2 separate regions of the Homo sapiens genome follow, and region 2 is linked to region 1. The links are chromatin loops, found by intact Hi-C in ENCODE. Cell type or tissue: heart left ventricle. All regions are shown on one strand. Each heading gives the region's core, and the rest is flanking DNA. Links, peaks and the distances in the headings are about the cores only.

Region 1 (10,666 bases), core at 3,348-5,847:
TTCTTGAAGGCAAAGTTCATATTAGATACTGTATTTCTCCTCTTAACCTTAGGGCTGTATTAGGTTCCAAAAATGCTTAATGATGCATCACCACAGTAACTGCGGCTATGCTATACTTCCACCAACCAATGGATAAACCCCTCCAAGCATTCTATAAAAAGAGTTTTACTATCTAAAAATGGGAATAATAATACTAACATGGAATAGATGTATTCAAAATGTGCAATATGAATTCCTCACACTATACAAGGATCTTAAGAGTTTGGCATACCAGCCAGGCACAGTGGCTCACGCCTGTAATCCCAGCACTTTGGGAGGCCGAGGCTGGAGGATCATGAGGTCAGAAGATTGAGACCATCCTGGCTAACATGGTGAAACCCTGTCTCTACTAAAAATACAAAAAATGAGCCGGGCGTGGTGGCAGGCACCTGTAGTCCCAGCTACTCAGAAGGCTGAGGCAGGAGAATGCTGTGAACCCGGGAGGAGAAGTTTGCAGTGAGCCAAGATAGTGCCACTGCACTCCAGCCTGGGCAACAGAGCGAGACTCTGTCTCAAAAAAAAAAAAAAAACAATAGAGTTTGGCATATCATAAATGTAAGAAAAAGATAAAAGTAAATTGTTTAAAAAATACATATCTAAATATGTAAACATGATAGAAACTTAGGAGTGATATTTCTTACCTCCTGCCCCATTACATTCAGCAAAAAAGAGGCAGTCTCTGCAAGAAAGTAACTTTAACTGCTACTTAATTTTTGATATATTATTTTCTTAATTGAAATAACAATGCCCTCTCTTTGTTCAACATTGGATCAATTAAAATGATGAGTGTTTAACCTATACTTATATATATCAAACCTAAAATACTTTAAAGTGACATAAAACTACTGAAATCAAAGCAACATAAACCCATGTAAAATAATGTGTTTCCAAGCAAGAACAAAAGAAAAGGTAAATTCTCTACAGACCGAGGCCTCATCCTTTATTTATAATTCTACATATTACTTTTTGTAAAATATGCCAAAAAGAAACATGAAATAGAAACATGCTTTTAAAATTGACTGAATGCCAAAGCAGTGAACATAATATAAGATAGACTAAGTCATAAGACTACCAAAGTGTATTAAAATACTTTGGAGTTAAATGTGTATACATAAATAGAAGCTTTTAATAAATGTTGAAAATACTGATTATAGAAAATCAATCCTGATCATGAACACTGAAAAAGTAACTTACATATAACACATAAATATGTGTCCATTTATGAGACACTTTGATAGTTAACAGCCTTTCTAAAAGTGAGTTTATATATTAGTTCAACAAAGCGCAAAGGACACATAAATTCCTAATGACTAGATATACTTGACTCACTTTCTAGAAAACTGCAATGGGGATTTTCAAGGGTTCCACTGCGGTGTTTGGAGCCTGGACAGTGGCGACTTCAAGTCAGTGTGGTAGAGATTAAGAAAATGATCAGGGATGGCCAGTTATACTCAGGAGATTAAAGCATACATGTATTATAATCTGGAGAAATAGATTTTTAAAATCAAGAAATTTCCTAAAATAAAAGGAAAATGAATAAACTGCTCTGAAGAGTCTGAGGAAAAGCAGGCAGGATCCACAAATATCCAGGATGATCCCTATAAGTTGCCTTGTCAATACAAGTTTGAGAAGCAGTATTAAAAAGATGACAGACAACTGAAAGCAATTCCAACTGCAGAATGAAAAGAAACACAATATAGTCAGACAGTTGTCACTACAGGGAATCTGTGACGCATCCATTTAGGAGCTATAGCATTTCCTCCAAATCAAAATAACAGAATTGAATACTAGGTAGTTCAGGACCCCCACAGGGATATCTTCAGAAATTATATTTTAAACAAAAGTTCTTGCTCAATAGTTTTGACAGCATAGCCACAAATAAGGTTGGCTAGCTTAAATCAGGAATGCAGCAAATATTCTACTGTTGCAGTAGAAATAACCTAATTTGCGTGTGCACTGCTGAAAATAAAAAGAAAGGCTATAATGTCATGTCTAACTCTTGAGTTAACAATTGCCTCCCTTAGGCAATAATACTTATGCAAGAATACCCCTATTATGTCTCAATATTCCATTTTATTTAGATAAAAAGAAGCTCTGATTTTAAGAAATTAATTTTTTAAGTCAGGCAAAAGCATAAACTAAGAGTACTCTATTGCATGAAATTATATGGCCAATGTAGCAATGATTGCAAGAACCATTATGTTAACAAGGAAGTCAGTGGTAATACTTCCAAGAGCTGAGCCCCCACCCCTAACGAATTTAAATTTGTAGATTTAGATGAATGAGGCACCAAACACAACTAGCAAATAAAATAATTAATGTGTTATTTTACAATTTAGAAAAAGCAGCCTTTTGTTTACTACTATGAGTCCTTAGTGATATTCTGCTTTCATCTATAACAAAATGCTGAATGGTCAGTTTTTAAAATTAACCAGAATAACCTAGTTCTAACATAAATAGTCTTCCCTTTTTATTATGGTGAAGTCACAAGTAACAACAATAATGATAATAAATGTCCTGGAGGTCTACTTCTCAATTACAATTCTGAAAGGAGAGAATACAGCATGAACAGTGTTGAGAATCTTGGCAGTGAAACTACTGGTATATCTTTGACAGTCTGATTAAACTGCTCCACTTTTCAAAAACATCATAAGGACATTCAAACTACAGTGCACATGAAAGAAAATTGCAGGGGTTTGTTTCTAATGTACAATCACCTTGCACATGCATATGTGCCCTCGCTCTCTTACTTAAGAAAAATGCCTTGGCTTACCATTGTCTAAACCTTTAAAACCACATTCTGCACCAACACTAAAACAGCATCAGATTGCATTCCGAAAGAACCACAGATCACACAGGCAACAGAAATCTTACCTGGGAAACCCCCTTGGACCATTGTTGTGTTCCCTTCAGGGTATCTGCATTCCTGACAAATATCCAATGCTGGACGCAGCTCAAATCCTCACCACAGACTCCTCTCTCTTCTGACGACCTTGGGCCTATTTTTCTCTCTCTCTCTCTCTCTCTCTCTCAGATTTTGTTCTCTTTAAGGGCAACCTGTCAATCTATTTATATCAGGAAAAGCAATCAATTAAGCTAATTTCAAGCTAGTCCTCAAGCTAAACAGTCACCTCTGTCAGCAGGTGAAAGCTGCCTGGAAAACTATGCCGGAGAAGCAAAATCCCTGGTTTCCCACATCAGACCCTTGGATGCTTCACGCTGCTGACTGTGACACTCAGTTACCCTGCTCGCCTCAGGATAATAGCTCTATTTCAGAACAGGAGGCATTATAACCTCAACCATTTATTGTGGCCAGCTTCAATTAATATCATTTTAATGACCCAGCTTTCCTGCTGAGAAACGGTTCATCACATTAGTTACATCTTTCAAATGCAAATTAAAAGGAAACAGCAGTTGATTTTAGCCTGTCCAAAGTGAGGGGAACAGTCACCAACTTGCTCTCTCCTTAATGCTCCCAGCATTGAATCATGTTTATAACAAAGAAGCTGGTGAACCACACTGAGCATGTGGTATCTCTCCCCTAGCGAGATTCATTTGTATCTCAGTAACATTCTAAACGTGCAGTAAAGATTCTATTTAAGCAGTCAAGCCTTCAAGTTAGCTTTCAGGGGGGAAAAATATAAAAAAAAAATGTAGCTTCAGAAAACCCACTAGAAAAATGGTTGAGATTTCTTAAATTTCACTCAAAGTGCTACAGTGCACCCCCTACCCTACCCTACCCCCCACACACCTGAATACCATTATTTAACCAATTACAGTGACTTCAGAAGTATCTACCAATTATACAGTATAATCTTTCTTTGTAAAATGCAGAATAAAAAAATCATCTATGTGATCACTGTATCATATGAGTAATACTTAAAAAGTCAAGAATACCCAAAGAAAACTCAAATACTACTCAAAAGGTATTAAACAATACAATTTTTAATTTACAGTTATAATAAATACATCCAAATTATATCAAGCGCTGAAGCTGAGTTTTCAGAATAAAAAAAACAATAAAAAGCCAAGTTCATCAGTTTTCTCCAATTACAGAGCTAGAATACAAATTCTACTAAATAACTTTTTTTTTCCTTTTTTTTTTTTTAGACAGAGTTGCCCAGGCTGAAGTGCAGAGGTGCGCTTTTTAGACAGCTCTGTTGCCCAGGCTGAAGTGCAGAGGCGCGACCTTGGCTTACTGCAACTCCACCTCCCCGGTTCAAGCAATTCTCCTGCCTCAGATTCCGAGTAGCTGGGATTACAGGCATGTGCCACCAGGCCCAGCTAATTTTTGTATTTTTAGTAGAGATGGGGTTTCACCATGTTGACCAGGCTGGTCTTGAACTCTTGAGCTCAGGTGATCCGCCCGCCTGGGCCTCCCAAAGTGCTAGGTTTACAGGCATAAGACACTGTGTCAGCCTATTTTACTTAACTATGAAAAGCCCAAAAATGGATGATTGTGTAGGAAATGAGAAAAAGAATTTACATAAAACTAAAAAATGAAATCAGCCTTTATTTCTAACACTTTTCCATCCTATTTTGCATTGCCAAAAACAAACAAACAAAAAACAAAAAAAAGAACAAACATACTCAAATATTTGGTGAAATGAACATATAAATTTTGTTAAACACAGTTTGACGTGAACATTCTTAACATTCTTTAAATGCTTGGTAATAATTGCTGTTGATTGTAGTGACACCTATTGGCAAGGTAGAGATCAACTACAGAGTCCACAACGATACAAAAAATAGACAAAATTTTAAACCAAAAGAACTACTAGTTGCTCAATAAATCTTTATTACAAGTTTGCTTCATGCTAAAAACTGGCATGGCACACAGAGAAAGGCACTGGAAGGAAGTGCCTACATGTGGCCCTGAACATCAAATGAGAACCAGATTCTAGTGCTGGTTTCATCAGTAACTAATTTAGTGGTTTGGGGCAAATTAATCACTCTCTGTCTCAGCCTCCTCAACGTAAAATTAGATACCAAATGAGCTCTAAGGTTCTCAAACGCCATCACTGTCAAAAAAATACGTTGCTGTTGATTACTATACTTTTATTCCCTTATTTATTTATTTTTTAGGTGGAGTCTCGCTCTGTCACCCAAGCTGGAGTGCAGCAGCGTGATCTCGGCTCACCGCAACCTCCGCCTCCTGGGTTCAAGCGATTCTCCTGCCTCAACCTCCCCAGTAGCTGGGATTACAGGCACGTGCCACCACACCCAGCTAATGTTTTGTATTTTCAGTAGAGATGGGTTTCACCATGTTGGTCAGTCAGGCTGGTTTCGAACTCTTGACCTCAAGTAATCCGCCTGCCTTGGCCTCCCAAAGTGCTGGGATTACAGGCATGAGCCACCGTGCCTGGTCCCTTCTTTGCTTTTTTGAGACAGAGTCTCGCTCTGTCACCTAGGCTGGAGGGCAGTGGTGTGATCTTGGCTCACTGCAGCCTCTGCCAGGTTCATGTGATTCTCCTGCCTCAGCCTCCCAAGTAGCCAGTATTACAGGCATATGCCCCCATACCTGACTAATTTTTGTATTTGTAAAAAGACAGGGTTTCACCATGTTGAGCGGGCTGGTCTCGAACTCTTAACCTCAAGTGATCCACCTGCCTTGGCCTCCCAAAGTGCTGGGATTACAGGTGTGAGCTGCTGCACCTGGCCTATTCACTTCTTGGAAGTAATTTACAACCTGATCTCTCTTCTTTAATGTAGATCCTTTTATAATAACTTTTAACTCTCTTACGCATGTGATTCTTTAATTTAAAATTATATTTAACTTTGAAACATTTTTAAAAGTTTTACTGAGTATAATTTGCACACTATAAAATTCACTCACTGTAAATATACAATTCAATGATTTTTAGTATATTGGAGTTGTGCAACCATCACAACTATTTGGTTTTAGAACCTTCCCACTTCCCACCACCCCCCAAAAATTCCATCAAACCCAATCGCAACCCAGGCCTGCTTTCTCTCTATATAAATTTGTTTTTTATGGACAGTTTATGAAAATGGAACCATACAGTATGTAATGTTTTGCAGCAGGCTTCCTTTTTTTTTCTTTTTTTTTATTATTATACTTTAAGTTCTATGGTACACGTGCACAATGTACAGGTTTGTTACGTATATATACATGTGTCATGTTGTGCTGCACCCGTTAACTTGTCATTTACATTAGGTATATCTCCTAATGCAATCCCTCCCCGCTCCCCGCCGACCCCACAACAGACCCCAGTGTGTGATGTTCCCCACCCTGTGTCCAAGGGTTCTCACTGTTCAATTCCCACCTACGAGTGAGAACATGCAGTGTTTGGTTTTCTGTCCTTGTGATAGTTTGCTGAGAATGATGGTTTCCAGCTTCATCCATGTCCCTACAAATGACATGAACTTCTCCTTTTTTATGGCTGCATAGTATTCCATGGTGCATATGTGCCACATTTTTTTAATCCAGTCTATCACTGATGGACATTTGAGTTGGTTCCAAGTCTTTGCTATTGTGGATAGTGCCACAATAAACATACGTGTACAAGTGTCTTTATAGCAGCATGATTTATAGTCCTTTGGGTATATGCCCAGTAATGGGATGGCTGGGTCAAATGGTATTTCTAGTTCAAAATCCTTGAGGAATCACCACACTGTCTTCCACAATGGCTGAACTAGTTTACAGTCCCACCAACAGTGTAAAAGCATTCCCATTTCTCCACATCCTCTCCAGCACCTGTTGTTTCCTGACTTTTTAATGATTGCCATTCTAACTGGTGTGAGATGGTGTCTCATTGTGGTTTTGATTTGCATTTCTCTGATGGCCAGTGATGATGAGCATTTTTTCATGTGTCTGTTGGCTGCATAAATGTCTTCTTTTGAGAAGTGTCTGTCCATATCCTTTGCCCACTTTTTGATGGGGTTGTTTGATTTTTTCTTGTAAATTTGTTTGAGTTCATTGTAGATTCTGGATATTAGCCCTTTGTCAGATGGATAGATTGTAAAAATTTTCTCCCATTCTGTAGGATGCCTGTTCACTCTGATGGTAGTTTCTTTTGCTGTGTAGAAGCTCTTTAGTTTAATGAGATCCCATTTGTCAATTTTGGCTTTTGTTGCTATTGCTTTTGGTGTTTTAGACATGAAGTCCTTGTCCATGCCTATGTCCTGAATGGTATTGCCTAGGTTTTCTTCTAGGGTTTTTATGGTTTTAGGTCTAACATTTAAGTCTTTAATCCAACTTGAATTAATTTTTGTACAAGGTGTAAGGAAGGATCCAGTTTCAGCTTTCTACATATGGCTAGCCAGTTTTCCCAGCACCATTTATTAAATAGGGAATCCTTTCCCCATTTCATGTTTTTGTCAGGTTTGTCAAAGATCAGATGGTTGTAGATGTGTGGTATTATTTCTGAGGGCTGCTTCTATTCCATTGGTCTATATCTCTGTTTTGGTACCAGTACCATTCTGTTTTGGTTACTGTAGCCTTGTAGTACAGTTTGAAGTCAGGTAGCGAGATGACTCCAGCTTTGTTCTTTTTGCTTAGGATTGTTTTGGCAATGCGGGCTCTTTTTTGGTTCCATATGAACTTTAAAGTAGTTTTTTCCAATTCTGTGAAGAAAGTCATTGGTAGCCTCATGGGGATGGCATTCAATCTATAAATTACCTTGGGTAGTATGGCCATTTCCGTGATATTGATTCTCCCTATCCATGAGCATGGAATGTTCTTCCATTTGTTTGTATCGTCTTTTATTTTATTGAGCAGTGGTTTGTAGTTCTCCTTGAAGAGGTCCTTCACATCCCTTGTAAGTTGGATTCCTAGGTATTTTATTCTCTTTGTAGCAATTGTGAAGGGGAGTTCACTCATGATTTGGCTCTCTGTCCATTATTGGTGTATAAGAATGCTTGTGATTTTTGCACAGTGATTTTGTATCCTGAGACTTTGCTGAAGTTGCTTATCAGCTTAAGGAGATTTTGGGCTTAGATGATGGGGTTTTCTAAATATACAATCATGTCATCTGCAAACAGGGACAGTTTGACTTCCTCTCTTCCTAATTGAATATGCTTTATTTCTTTCTCCTGCCTGATTGCCCTGGCCAGAACTTCTAACACTATATTGAATAGGAGTGGTGAGAGAGGGCATCCCTGTCTTGTGCCAGTTTTCAAAGGGAATGCTTCCAGTTTTTGCCCATTCAGTACGATGTTGGCTGTGGGTTTGTCATAAATAGCTCTTATTATTTTGAGATACATCCCATCAATACCTAGTTTATTGAGAGTTTTTAGCATGAAGGGCTGTTGAATTTTGTCAAAGGCCTTTTCTGAATCTATTGAGATAATCATGTGGTTTTTGTCTTTGGTTCTGTTTATATGATGGATTACTTTTTTTGGTTTGCATATGTTGAACCAGCCTTGCATCCCAAGGATGAGGCCAACTTGATTGTGGTGGATAAGCTTTTTGATGTGCTGCTGGATTCGGTTTGCTGGTATTTTACTGAGGATTTCTGCATCGATGTTCATCAGGGATATTGGTCTAAAATTCTCTTTTTTTGTTGTGTCTCTGCCAGGCTTTGGTATCAGGATGATGTTGGCCACATAAAATGAATTAGGGAGGATTCCCTCTTTTTCTATGGATTGGAATAGTTTCAGAAGGAATGGTAGGAGCTCTTTTTTGTACCTCTGGTAGAATTCGGCTGTGAATCCGTCTGGTCCTGGACTTTGTTTGGTTGGTAGGCTATTAATTATTGCCTCAATTTCAGAACCTGTTATTAGTCTATTCAGAGAGTCAACTTCTTCCTGGTTTAGTCTTGGGAGGGTGTATGTGTCCAGGAATTTATCCATTTCTTCTAGATTTTCTAGTTTATTTGCATAGAGGTGTTTATAGTATTCTCTGATGGTAGTTTCTATTTCTGTGGGATTGGTGGTGATATCCCCTTTATCATTTTTTATTGCATCTCTTTGATTCTTCTCTCTTTTCTTCTTTATTAGTCTTGCTAGTGGTCTATCAATTTTGTTGATCTTTTCAAAAAATCAGCTCCTGGATTCACTGATTTTTTGAAGGGTTTTTTGTGTCTCTATCTCCTTCAGTTCTGCTCTGATCTTAGTTATTTCTTGCCTTCTGCTAGCTTTTGAATGTGTTTGCTCTTGCTTCTCTAGTTCTTTTCATTGTGATGTTAGGGTGTCAATTTTAGATCTTTCCTGCTTTCTCTTGTGGGCATTTAGTGCTATAAATTTCCCGCTACACACTGCTTTAAATATGTCCCAGAGATTCTGGTATGTTGCGTCTTTGTTCTCATTGGTTTCAAAGAACATCTTTATTTCTGCCTTCATTTCATTATGTACCCAGTAGTCATTCAGGAGCAGTTTGTTCAATTTCCATGCAGTTGAGCGGTTTTGAGTGAGTTTCTTAATCCTGAGTTCTAGTTTGATTGCACTGTGGTCTGAGAGACAGTTTGTTATGATTTCTGTTCTTTTGCATTTGCTGAGGAGTGCTTTACTTTCAACTATGTGGTCAATTTTGGAATAAGTGCGATGTGGTGCTGAGAAGAATGTATATTCTGTTGATTTGGGGTGGAGAGTTCTGTAGATGTCTATTAGGTCTGCTTGGTGCAGAACTGAGTTCAAGTCCTGGATATCCTTGTTAACTTTCTGTCTAATGTTGACAGTGGGGTGTTAAAGTCTCCCACTATTATTGTGTGGGAGTCTAAGTCTCTTTGTAGGTCTCTAAGGACTTGCTTTAGCAATCTGGGTGCTCCTATATTGGGTGCATATATATTTACGATAGTTAGCTCTTCTTGTTGAATTGATCCCTTTCCCATTATGTAATGGCCTTCTTTGTCTCTTCTGATATTTGTTGGTTTAAAGTCTGTTTTATCAGAGACTAGGATTGCAACCCCTGCTTTTTTTTTTGTTTTCCATTTGCTTGGTAGATCTTCCTCCATCCCTTTATTTTGAGCCTATGTGTGTCTCTGCACGTGAGATGGGTCTCCTGAACACAGCACACTGATGGGTCTTGACTCTTTATCCAATTTGCTAGTCTGTGTCTTTTAATTGGAGCATTTAGCCCATTTACATTTAAGGTTAATATTGTTATGTGTGAATTTGATCCTGTCATTATGATGTTAGCTGGTTATTTTGCTCGTTAGTTGATGCAGTTTCTTCCTAGCATCAGTGGTCTTTACAATTTGGCTTGTTTTTGCAGTGGCTGGTATCGGTTGTTACTTTCCATGTTTAGTGCTTCCTTCAGGAGCTCTTGTAAGGCAGGCCTGGTGGTGACAAAATCTCTTAGCATTTGTTTGTCTGTAAAGGATTTTATTTCTCCTTCACTTATGAAGCTTAGTTTGGCTGGATATGAAATTCTGGGTTGAAAATTCTTTTCTTTAAGAATGTTGAATATTGGCACCCACTCTCTTCTGGCTTGTAGAGTCTCTGCTGAGAGATCCGCTGTTAGTCTGATGGGCTTCCCTTTGTGGGTAACCCAACCTTTCTCTCTGGCTGCCCTTAACATTTTTTCCTTCATTTCAACTTCGGTGAATCTGACAATTTTGTGTCTTGGGGTTGCTCTTCTTGAGGAGTATCTTTGTGGTGTTCTCTGTATTTCCTGAATTTGAATGTTGGCCTGCCTCCCTAGGTTAGGGAAGTTCTCCTGGATAAT
Region 2 (10,666 bases), core at 3,555-6,054, 180 kb before region 1:
ACATGGAGAAACCCCATCTCTACAAAAAACACAAAATTAGCCGGGCGTGGCGGTGTGAGCCTGTAATCCCAGCTCAGCTACTCAGGAGGCTGAGGCAGGAGAATTGCTTAAACCCAGGAGGCAGAGGTTGCAGTGAGCTGAGATTGCACCATTGCATTCCAGTCTGGGTAACAAGAGCGAAACTCTGTCTCAAAAAAAAAAAAAAAAAAAAAAAAAAAAATCTAATGGTCTGAAGAAGTGTGAAGCACTTGGAGTAAAATTCGAAAAGGGCAAACTGACTTCCAGCCACATTGCCACCTAGTGGCACACACCTCAAATGCCACCTGGAAAACCACTCCACTTCCAGGATTTTATAAAGGAATTTTAGTATCCTCTAACTTCAAGCCTATGTTAGTACAATGAAAGTAATAAGATACCACTTAGTATTTATCATTTGCAACATCCTGTATTTATTAGACACTTTACATCACACTTCATCTAATCCTCAGAGCAACCTTTTTAAGAAAGGAGCTCCACAGTCCCTGTTTTAGAGGAATAGAAGGTGAGACTTTAGTAAAAGGATTCAAACTCACGACTTTCTGACACTACAGCCTACCTCTCCTACCTAACTTGGGCTAGGTGTTCATTTCAACTTTCAAACCTTGGGTCTTTGTCCTTTTCCTGCAGTTTATCACTGTCTTCATGGCATTAATTTGGCTTTTTTTTTTTTTTTTTTTTTTTGAGACGGAGTCTCGCTCTGTCACCCAGGATGGAGTGCAGTGGCGCGATCTCATCTCATTGCAACCTCTGCCTCCCGAGTTCAAGCAATTCTCCTGCCTCAGCCTCCTGAGTAGCTGGGATTACAGGTATGCATTACCATGCCTGGCTTATTTTTGTATTTTTAGTAGAGGGGGTTTCACCACGTTGGCCAGGCTGGTCTTGAACTCCTGACCTGAAGCGATCCCCCCCACCTCGGCCTCCCAAAGTGCTGGGATTACAGGCGTGAGCCACCACACCTGGCCTAAGCATTAGTTGGCTTTTTATTTGCAAACCCTGGAGACTACTTTTCTTACCCCTGGCTGCATATTAGAATCACCTGAGAAATTTTAAAATCATCTGATGTCCATGCCATATCCCAGAAAAATTAAATCTGAACCTCTGGGGTGGGGCCCAGGAACAGGTATTAAAATCAGTGATTTTATTATGCAACTAAGGTAAAGACCTAATAGCAGATCATTCCTTTAGTGATACTCACATAGGCCATGACGCGCCTGCTCTGCACCCTCAATGACACACCTTTTCCATTTCCAACCCTGGGTAAGCCATCCGTCTTCCTCCCCTCCTGGAATTTTTCTGGACTACATTGGTAACTGTGCTGATTTGTTCCCCTATTAGTTCATGTCCTTCAGCTTGATTGGAATGGCTCAGCAACTCCATGTGGGCAGCACTGAGGAGGTATCTGCTCTGGGCGAGGCCTGCGCCCGAGGCACAGACACAGATTTCTCCAGCTTTGGAGAACCATGGTCTGGAAGGACATCAACACCCAGGCACTCCCTATTCTTCGATGGAGAGTTTCTAAACAAAGGATTTTCCAATATTTATAAAGAAAAGAGGCCGGGCGTGGTGGCTCACACCAGTAATCCCAGCACTTTGGGAGGCTGAGGCGGGCGGATCACCTAAGGTCAGGAGTTTGAGACCAGGCTGACCAACATGGTGAAACCCCGTCTCTACTAAAAATACAAAATTAGCTGGGCGTGGTGGCACATGCCTGTAATCCCAGCTACTCGGGAGGCTGAGGCAGGAGAATCGCTTGAACCTGGGAGATGGAAGTTGCAGCGAGCCAGGATCACGCCATTGCACTCCAGCCTGGGCAACAAGAGCAAAACTCAGTCTCAAAAAGTAAAAAGAAAAAAAAAAAAAAAAAAAGAGAGGGCTGGGTGCGATGGCTCACACCTGTAATCCCAGCACTTTGGGAGGCTGAGGTGGGACAGTCTCTTGAGTGCAGGCCAATAATGAGACCTTGTCTCTCTCTTAAAAAAAAAAAAAAAAAAAGACGAGAGTACGGTGAGAAGGGTGTTTCAGATGAAGAGAATAACGTGGGGAGACCTTTTTCATCCCTAAATAATGCTCTACTCCACTGGGTCTGAGGCATGGGATCTGAATTAGCAGCATCACCAATACCTAGGAGCTTGTTAGAAGAAATGCAAAATTGGCTGGGCACGGTGGCTCACACCTGTAATCTCAGCACTGTGGGAGGCCAAGGCAGGCGGATCACCTGAGGTCAGGAGTTTGAGACCAGCCTGGCCAACATGGTGAAACCCTGTCTCTACTAAAATACAAAAATTAGCCGGGCATGGTGGTGGGTGCCTGTGGTCCCAGCTACTGGGGAGGCTGATGCAGGAGAATTGCTTGAACCCAGGAGGTGGAGGCTCAGTGGAGCCGAGATTGTGCCACTGCACTCCAGCCTGGGCTTCAGAGCGCAACTCTGTCTCAAAAAAAAAAAAAAAAAAAGCAAATTCTTGAATCCCACTCCACTCCTGCAAAATCAGAAAGGCTGGGGGAGCCCTCCAGGTGTTTCCAGAGCGTGCTAAAGTTTGAGAAGCACCATTCTACTCAAATCTGTTTAGCTGCTTTTCAAACAGACCTATATTCTTGGTTCTTTTCTATTCTTTTTTCTCGAGACGGTGTCTCACTCTCGACTAGGCTGGACAGCAGTGGTGCAATCTCGGCTACTGCAACCTCTACTCTCCGGGTTCAAGCTGTTCTCCTGCCTCAGCCTCCCAAGTAGCTGGGACTACAGGCATGTGCCAACACACCCGGCTAATTTTTGTATTTTCAGTAGAGATGGGATTTCACCATGTTGGCCAGGCTGGTCTCAAACTCCTGACCTCAGGTGATCCACCTGCCTTGGCCTCCCAAAATGCTGGGATTACAGGTATGAGCCACCACGCCTGGCCATATTCTATTTTTTCTAAATATTTCTTTTTTGTGTGTACATAATAAAAAATGAAATAGTACAGTACATGATAAAAAAAATTCAACACTTGCCCTCCCTAGAAGCACATTGAACTTTTCTCTTTTTAATTCTAAAGAATAAGCTAAATAATATTCTTATATGCCTATTTTGAAATGTACTATCTTGGTGTCCACTGACTCCCTACTCTAAGAGATGAAAATTTAGCTCGCCAAACTCTTCCACTTAACTGTTACATCATTTCTAAGTTCTACTTGTTTCCTGTGTTTTAAAAATCTACTCAATCCTCTGTAGTTCTAATACTTTCCAACAACTTTTTACCTCAATTAAAAAAAAATCACACCTATTCACTTACTTATGTAATTTTTTTTTTTTAATTTTGAGACAGGGTCTCACTGTCATCCAGGCCGGAGTGCAGTGGCACGATCTTGGCTCACTGCAACCTCTGCCCCCCGGGCTCAAGCAATCCTCCCACCCCAGCCTCGCCAGTAGCTGGGACTACAAGTGCATGCCACTATGCACGACTAATTTTTGTATTTTTTTGTAGAGACGGGGTCTCACCATGTTGCCCAAGCTGGTCTCAAACTTCTGGGCTCAAGCGATCTGCCAGCCTCGACCTCCCAAATTGCTGGGATTATAGGTGTGAACCACTGCACCCGGCCCATTTATATAATTTAAAAAGTCAAAATGATTCTATAGTATTTAATGAAAGAGTCCTTGCTCCTTTACCCCCATTACAGATTCTTACTCCCTAAAAGCAACTACTTTCAGCTGTTTCTCCTAGTATTTGCTTCCATATTCACGTTGCCCAGGCCAGAATGCAGTGGCGAGATCTTGGCTCACTACAACCTCTGCCCCTGGGGTTCAAGCGATTCTCCCGCCTCAGCCTCCTGAGCAGCCAGGATTACAGAGGTGCACCGCCAATCCGGCTACTTTTTTGTATTTTTAGTAGAGACAAGGTTTCTCTATGTTGGCCAGGCTGTGCTTCCATATTCTTAAATAACAGTTTTACTTCTATTTCTTGATTTTAAAATTTTTGATATCTAATCACTTCTTATTGTGGAAGATAAAGATTTAACTCACATTTTCCTTCTACCAAAACACCACAAATCCCCATGCTACTAATAATTCATTCAGCTGGGCGTGGTGGCTCATGCCTGTACTCCCAGAACTTTGGGAGGCCAAGGCGGGCAGATCACTTGAGGTCAGGAGTTTGAGACCAGCCTGGCCAACATGGTGAAATCCCATCTCTACTGAAAATATAAAATTAGCCAGGTATGGTGGTGCATGCTTGTAGTCCCAGCTACTTGGGAGGCTGAGGCAGGAGACTTGCTTGAACCCGGGAGGGGGAGGTTGCAGTGCACTCCAGCCTAGACAACAGAGCGAGACTCCATCTCAAAAAAAAAAAAATAATAATTCATTCATCCTAATATTTGGTTATATTGGTTTTTATTATTATGACATTATAGTTAAATAATGTTATTATTTACTTATTTAGAGCTGGGATCTCACTCTGTCACCCAAGCTGAGTGCAGTGCTATAATCATAGCTCACTGCAGCCTCAAACTCTTGGGCTCAAGTGATCTTCCTGCCTCATCCTCCGAGCAGCTAGTTTCTATGTGCCTTTTTTTTTTGAGACGGAGTCTGACTCTTGTAGCCCATGCTGGGGTGCAATGGGGTGATCTTGGCTCATTGCAACCTCCGCCTCCTGAGTTCAAGCAATTCTCCTGCCTTAGCCTCCTGAGTAGCTGGGATTACAGGCATGCGCTACCACACCTGGCTAATTGTGTCTTCTTATTTATTTGTGAGGAAGACAGAGCTGAACAAATTATATCCATGTGTGAAAATATCAATAATACTAGATTTTGCTAAGGGAGAGAGACTTTTTTCTGGTCAGTTACCATTTGAAGTAGGATCCTCCTAAGGTCTTTGTAATTCAAGGTCCTGGGCTCAGCACTGAAGAGCTGCACTGTACTGCCTCTAGGGGTCAGCATAACGTGAAGGATGAGCAAGCACAGCCACCCATTTCAGAAAGCAAAGGATTTGTAGGGTGGAGGAAGCAATGCAGTTAACTGTGTAGGTTTCCACTGAAAGTGAGGACCAGGAGTTGAGGGGAAGCAGATTCTATGCCCAGTCCGCACAGTGTTTTGGTTTGTGTTCAATAGAAAATCAGGGACCCAAATAATTTAATAATATTTGGCCTATCACATAAACTCCCTTGAAATTAATGACAGGATTTTCTTTTCTTTCTTTTAAAATTTTAACTTAAAGACTAGTGTGATAGTAAACTGACAGGATTTTCATTATACCCCTCATACATACTGAAAGCCACTTACTTTTTAAATGTCTGGACACTTTGGACTTACACCACAGAGATGTAAAACACCACAAATTGCTTCTCCCAAATGTAATGGTTTTTCTTTTTTTCTTTTGAGACGGAGTCTTGCTCTGTCGCCCAGGATGGAGTGCAGTGGTGCCATCTCGTCTCACTGCAAGCTCTGCCTCCCAGGTTCACGCCATTCTCCTGCCTCAGCCTCCCCAGTAGCTGGGACTATAGGCGCCCGCCACCATGCCCGGCTAATTTTTTGTATTTTTAGTAGAGATGGGGTTTCACCATGTTAGCCAGGATGGTCTCAATCTCTTGACCTCGTGATCCGCCCGCCTCAGCCTCCCAAAGTGCTGGGATTACAGGTGTGAGCCACCGTGCCCAGCAGTTTTTCTTTTTTTCTAATTTTTATTTTTTATTATTAAAATTAAATTTTTATTTTTATTTTTTTTGTAGAGATGGGGTATCATACCATGTTGCCCAGGCTGGTCTCAAAACTCCTGGGCTCAAGCAATTCTCCTGCCTTGGCCTCCCAGAGTGTTGGGATTATAGGCGTGAGCCACTATGCCCAGCTATGTAATGGTTTTTCAATTTGAACTTCCTATATGATTTTTATTTATTTTGAGCCAGGGTCTCACTCTGCTGCCCAGGCAGGAATGCAGTGGCACAATACTGGCTCACTGTAGCCTCCAACTCTTGGGCTCAAGCCATCCTCCTGCTTCAGTCTCTTGAGTAGCTAAGACTACAGGCACACACCACCATGCCGGGCTAACTTTTTAACTTTTTTGTAGAGACGGGATCTTGCTATGGCCTAGGCTGGTCTTGTACTGCTGGCCTCAAGTGATCCTCCTGCTTCAGCCTCCCAAAGTGCTGGGACTATAGGTGTGAGCCACTGCACTCAGCCCAAACTTCTTATTTTAAGGCTAGAATGATGAGTGGCTGGCTGGCCCTCTCTCTAAGGTAGTAAGTGGTGGGCTTTATTCTTTATACCTATAAACTAATTTATTTTATTTTATTTTTGAGACAGTCTCACTCTGTCACCCAGGCTGGAGTACAGTGGAGCAATCTTGGCTCACTGCAACCTCCTTCTCCCAGGTCCAAGTGATTCTCCTGCCTCATCCTCCTGTAGCTGAGATTACAGGCACCCACCACCATGCCTGGCTAATTTTTGTACTTTTAGCAGAGACGGGGTTTCACCATGTTGTCCAGGCTGGTCTCGAACTCCTGACCTCAGGTGATCCGCCCACCTCAGCCTCCCAAAGTGCTAGGATTACAGGCGTGGGCCACCGCGCCTAGCCACCTATAAACCACTTTATATTACCTCTGCAGACCTATGGTAAGCATACATTTCTGGGGAAACTCATTAATGAAACTCACTGCCAGTATGCTGCCTCTCAGTCACTGCATGGTGTCAATCTCAGAGACATCTGAAGGGCTAAAATATAAGCAGGGGTAATTAACAGCACACTTTGCTTTTACATCCTGGTATATTTCCTTGTGCCTCTGAACAATACAGCTGGGGACCACAGCTGATAAACAATTGTCTGCCTTGGTTGATGACTGCTACGCGTGACAATTTAACAGTGTTGGCAATCTATGCTAAAGGAAAAAGACCATTGTATTTTTCCTCTTCCTTTAAGGGGAAAAGAAGAAACAGCACTTGGGCAGTTCAGTAACAGTCTTTGGGCATAAGAAAAGAAATCATTTCTTATTCCTTACAAATTCTGATTTACAAAAGAACACTGGAAACTAAAAGCTGTGTTGATTTATCATGTGAAGCAGAGAGTAATTTTTCTCCCCTTGTTATGCTTTCATATAATCATGCTCACTACCTGTATGGGTGGCATTAAAGAATTTCTGAATAAAAATAATAATTTCTTGCTTTCAACCTTCGTAATTCACATCAGCAAGCACCCTGCTGGGTGGCGATGTCTACTGCCAGTGACGCTCAATCTTTTTTGCATGCCACTTATCTGCCTTGCACAGCTGCGTGCTCCGTTGATCGCAATACCTGCAGGATAATGCGCCCGTAGGCGTTCTTCAGCAGATTAACCACATCCGCGTGAGACAGCCCATCCAAAGGTTGCCCGTTAATGCTGACAATCCGATCTCCAACCTGGAAGTACAAAAATGACAGAAAATCACTATCATTAAGAAAAATTAAATTTGAGAAGAATGCTTAAAATTCTTTGCGAGTCCTATTTCCCATTTGTGGCTATTGTGAGGATTCTGCGTTACTACCGTGCATGCATGTTCAAGAAGCATGAGGAATTTTTTTGGCTTTCCCCAAATACAGACAAATCAGAGCAACAAGAAGGGGGTCACATTTGATTATTAAAAGGCACAGTAGGCCATTTTTGTATTTTGGTAATGGTGGTGTTTCATACAACCATTTGCCAGTAAAAGCGAAGTGTACACATCAACCGTTCAATAAAGTTCTAATGAGGAAGCCAAATATTTTCTGCTATATTTTTCTACTGAAGTTAAGATTAAGGGGCAACAAGGGGGAGAAATCATAAAAATGGTGATTCTTTTGATTGAGGGAAGACTCTAAGGTCAAATGTCTCTCAGTTGAGAGCTGATTTTGGGTGGAATGAGGTGCTTAAAAGGGTAAAGGAGGGTTTGCAAAGGGGCTGCAATTTCTTCTTTTATGGAGAAGCTTTGATACAAATAATAATATTTTTATGTGCCTGGGGACCTAATGAATTTCTAAAGGTATCAAGTTTATCTAATGCATCTTGCCCTCAGCCTGGGTCTCTGATGGCTACTGGAATTCCAACTTTAAACAAGGTGCCCAGGGCTGCAACTTCCTCTCCCACCCCAACACATATTGTTAGTCTTTCAACCAGTTCTCTCGTTTACTTTAAGCTTCTGTGTCCGTGCGGCCACTCCGCTAGCCTGAATCATGGCAATAAATACGGGGATATCTCCTAAGGGACTTCCTCTTCCTCCAGCAATACTGATTCCAAGGGCATCACTGAGCTCCTAAAAAAGGAAGAAAACATAATGCTTTTATATTTAATAAAGAGCCACAAACTGACTATCCCTAGATAGATAGCTGTTGGAACAAAATCCCTCCATGAGGTAGGAGGCCAGGATAACATAGGAGTTAAATGTGGAACCTTTGGAGTAGACAGCTCTAGCTCTTTTTTTTTCAGTTTCGCTCTTGTTATCCAGGCTGGAGTGCAATGGCACGATCTCAGGTCACTGCAACTTCCGCCTCCCAGGTTCAAGCGATTTTCCTGCCTCAGCCTCCTGAGTAGCTAGGATTACAAGTGCGCGCCACCACACTTGGCTAATTTTTTGTATTTTTAGTAGAGACAGGGCTTCACCATGTTGGCCAGGCAGGTCTCCAACTCCTGACCTCAGGTGATCCACCCGCCTTGGCCTCTCAGAGTGCTGGGATTACAGACGTGAACTACCCTACCCAGCCCCAGCTCTAGCTCTTAATTAGCTGTGGGGTCTTGGGGGAAGTTACTTAACCTTGTGAAAGTTGTCAGAATCAAAATGGAGTCATTTGTGTCAAAAAAAAAAAAAAATTCCTTACCAATAGAGCCCGGAAAGGCTATGAAGAAAGAGTTCTCAGGCTTGTATGCCTGATAACAAAAATTATCACAAAAGACTGCAAAAACCACAACCCTGCAGGAAGGACATCACAACCTTTCATAAAAAAATACTTCTACAAGTGCATCTGTCCAGCAGATGCCTGTCCAGCCTTGGGCTGTGTGTCACCCCTGTTATTAATCTTTGTAGCCAAGGATAATTATCTCAAAATAATTATATATTTCTCATTTTGTCCTCTAAAACCTTTTATTTTCCTTACCTCCCTGAATATGCACATAGTCTACTATGGCCCGCATATTCCCATTCCTGAATAAACTGGCCCGCATATTCCCATTCCTGAATAAACATCATTTTCCTTTAGAGAGCCTCTCTGTTTGTTATTTAGGCTGACTACCTCTTAAAGCCTCCATCTCTATGTATAAAATGAGAAGAATACTACATACCTGACAGTGTTGGTCTGAGCATTAAATGAGATAGTATGGCACTGTCATGGCCTACAGAAAAGGCTCAATAAAAGGCAATAGCAGGAGTAAATTAAACACACACACACACACACAACACCCTATGCAGCTCCTTAGTTTAGTGGCCAATTCCGATGCAGACTTGGCAAGTATGTTCTCATATGGTGTTTATGATTAAACTGCCACACATACTATGCTCTTCTGGGTGTGAACAAACACATTTGGCTTTAAAAGACTGCGTTAAAACAAAGGATCTGAGAGGACACCCACTGTAGTGACAACAGTTTGAAGACAGACATAAAATGTGGCTGAAAATGTTCCCCAAGACGGACTCTGGTGAAGAGACTTGGCTCTAGTCCAGTTTTTTCCCCACATTAGTATCATAGGGTTAATATTTTTAAAATCACTAAAAGAACAAATGACAAGTTCCAGTTCTGGCATGGCAGCACAGGCACGTGACAGCGTATCTCTCCTGCTGGTTACAATCAAGATGTCTAGTCAAAATGTAAAAAACAACTACCTGTGGCCTCTGAAACAAAAAGAAACCAAATAAAGTATGGTGGAGAGTCAAAACTTGGAGAAATGGCAGCAGCAGGGGAAGTTCCCAGTTTTATTTTTTTTCCTGGCAGCTGTACCCTGAAGGTGATTCCCAGTCAAGGAGCTGGAAAGGTACGGTGAATGCTAACATTCAGATAGAAATTCCATCCTTCTGGGCAGAAGAATCAAGAAAGAGGGAAAGAGAAGAAAAGCAGAGAAGAGGAAGCTGAAGAAAACGAATCCTCAATTCTGTTTGTGAACCCACAGAACTCTCAGGCTGCTTATGTGTGAGACAGACCCAAACCAGCATAGCAGAAGTTTAGAGGCTGGGTGTGGTGGCTCACTCCTGTAATCCCAGCATTTTGGGAGGATGAGGTGGGTGGAACACTCGAGGTCAGGAGTTTGAGACCAGCCAGGCCAGCATGGCGAAACCCTGTCTCTACTGAAAATACAAAAAATTAGCTGGATGTGGTGGCACGCACCTGTAATCCCAATTACCTGGGAGGCTGAGGGAGGAGAATGACTTGAACCTGGGAGGTGGAGGTTTCAGTGAGCCGAGATTGCACCACTGCACTCCAGCCTGGGTAACAGAGTGAGACTCTGTCTCAGGAAAAAAAAAGAAAGAAATTTATGCTTGGATCACGTGTGGTAGAATAGGGTAGGTAGGAGCAGGCTTTATTACAAAAGCCTGTAAAAACAAGTGGCTGAAATGACTAAGGAAATATAAAAGAATATTATTTTTGAAATCTTAGAGGAGAAATTTATGCAATAATGTTTTGGCTTTGTTTAAATCCATCATGATGTTTCCTTAATTTATCTATAATT

Evidence for each region. Hi-C counts contacts between places; a loop is a spot of excess contacts. Peaks named below come from ENCODE experiments on the same cell type or tissue, not always from the same donor. Only the 100,000 strongest peaks of a DNase experiment are listed, where the experiment ranks them.
Region 2: a loop joins it to region 1, with 3 times the contacts of the local background. A loop is called at or near these places in 11 of 110 quality-filtered maps.

Annotation. Positions count from the first base shown.
Region 1 is chr1:61,944,659-61,955,324 of GRCh38, reverse strand. The region is part of intron 27 of PATJ (PATJ crumbs cell polarity complex component); the gene reads right to left. Among named protein-coding and RNA genes, the nearest start is that of MIR12132, 100 kb to the right of the region's middle. RefSeq lists a silencer at 4,314-4,608 and enhancers at 4,189-4,991, 4,992-5,795. In heart left ventricle, for the core only: a CTCF peak has its summit at 4,740 (motif pointing left); no DNase peak of the experiment used is centred there; H3K4me3 peaks cover 41 bases; H3K27ac peaks cover 1,163 bases.
Region 2 is chr1:62,125,570-62,136,235 of GRCh38, reverse strand. PATJ (PATJ crumbs cell polarity complex component) reads right to left here. Exons shown (of 44, transcript NM_001350145.3): 40 at 8,142-8,264; 41 at 7,291-7,395. Among named protein-coding and RNA genes, the nearest start is that of MIR3116-2, 52 kb to the right of the region's middle. In heart left ventricle, for the core only: a CTCF peak has its summit at 4,938 (motif pointing right); no DNase peak of the experiment used is centred there.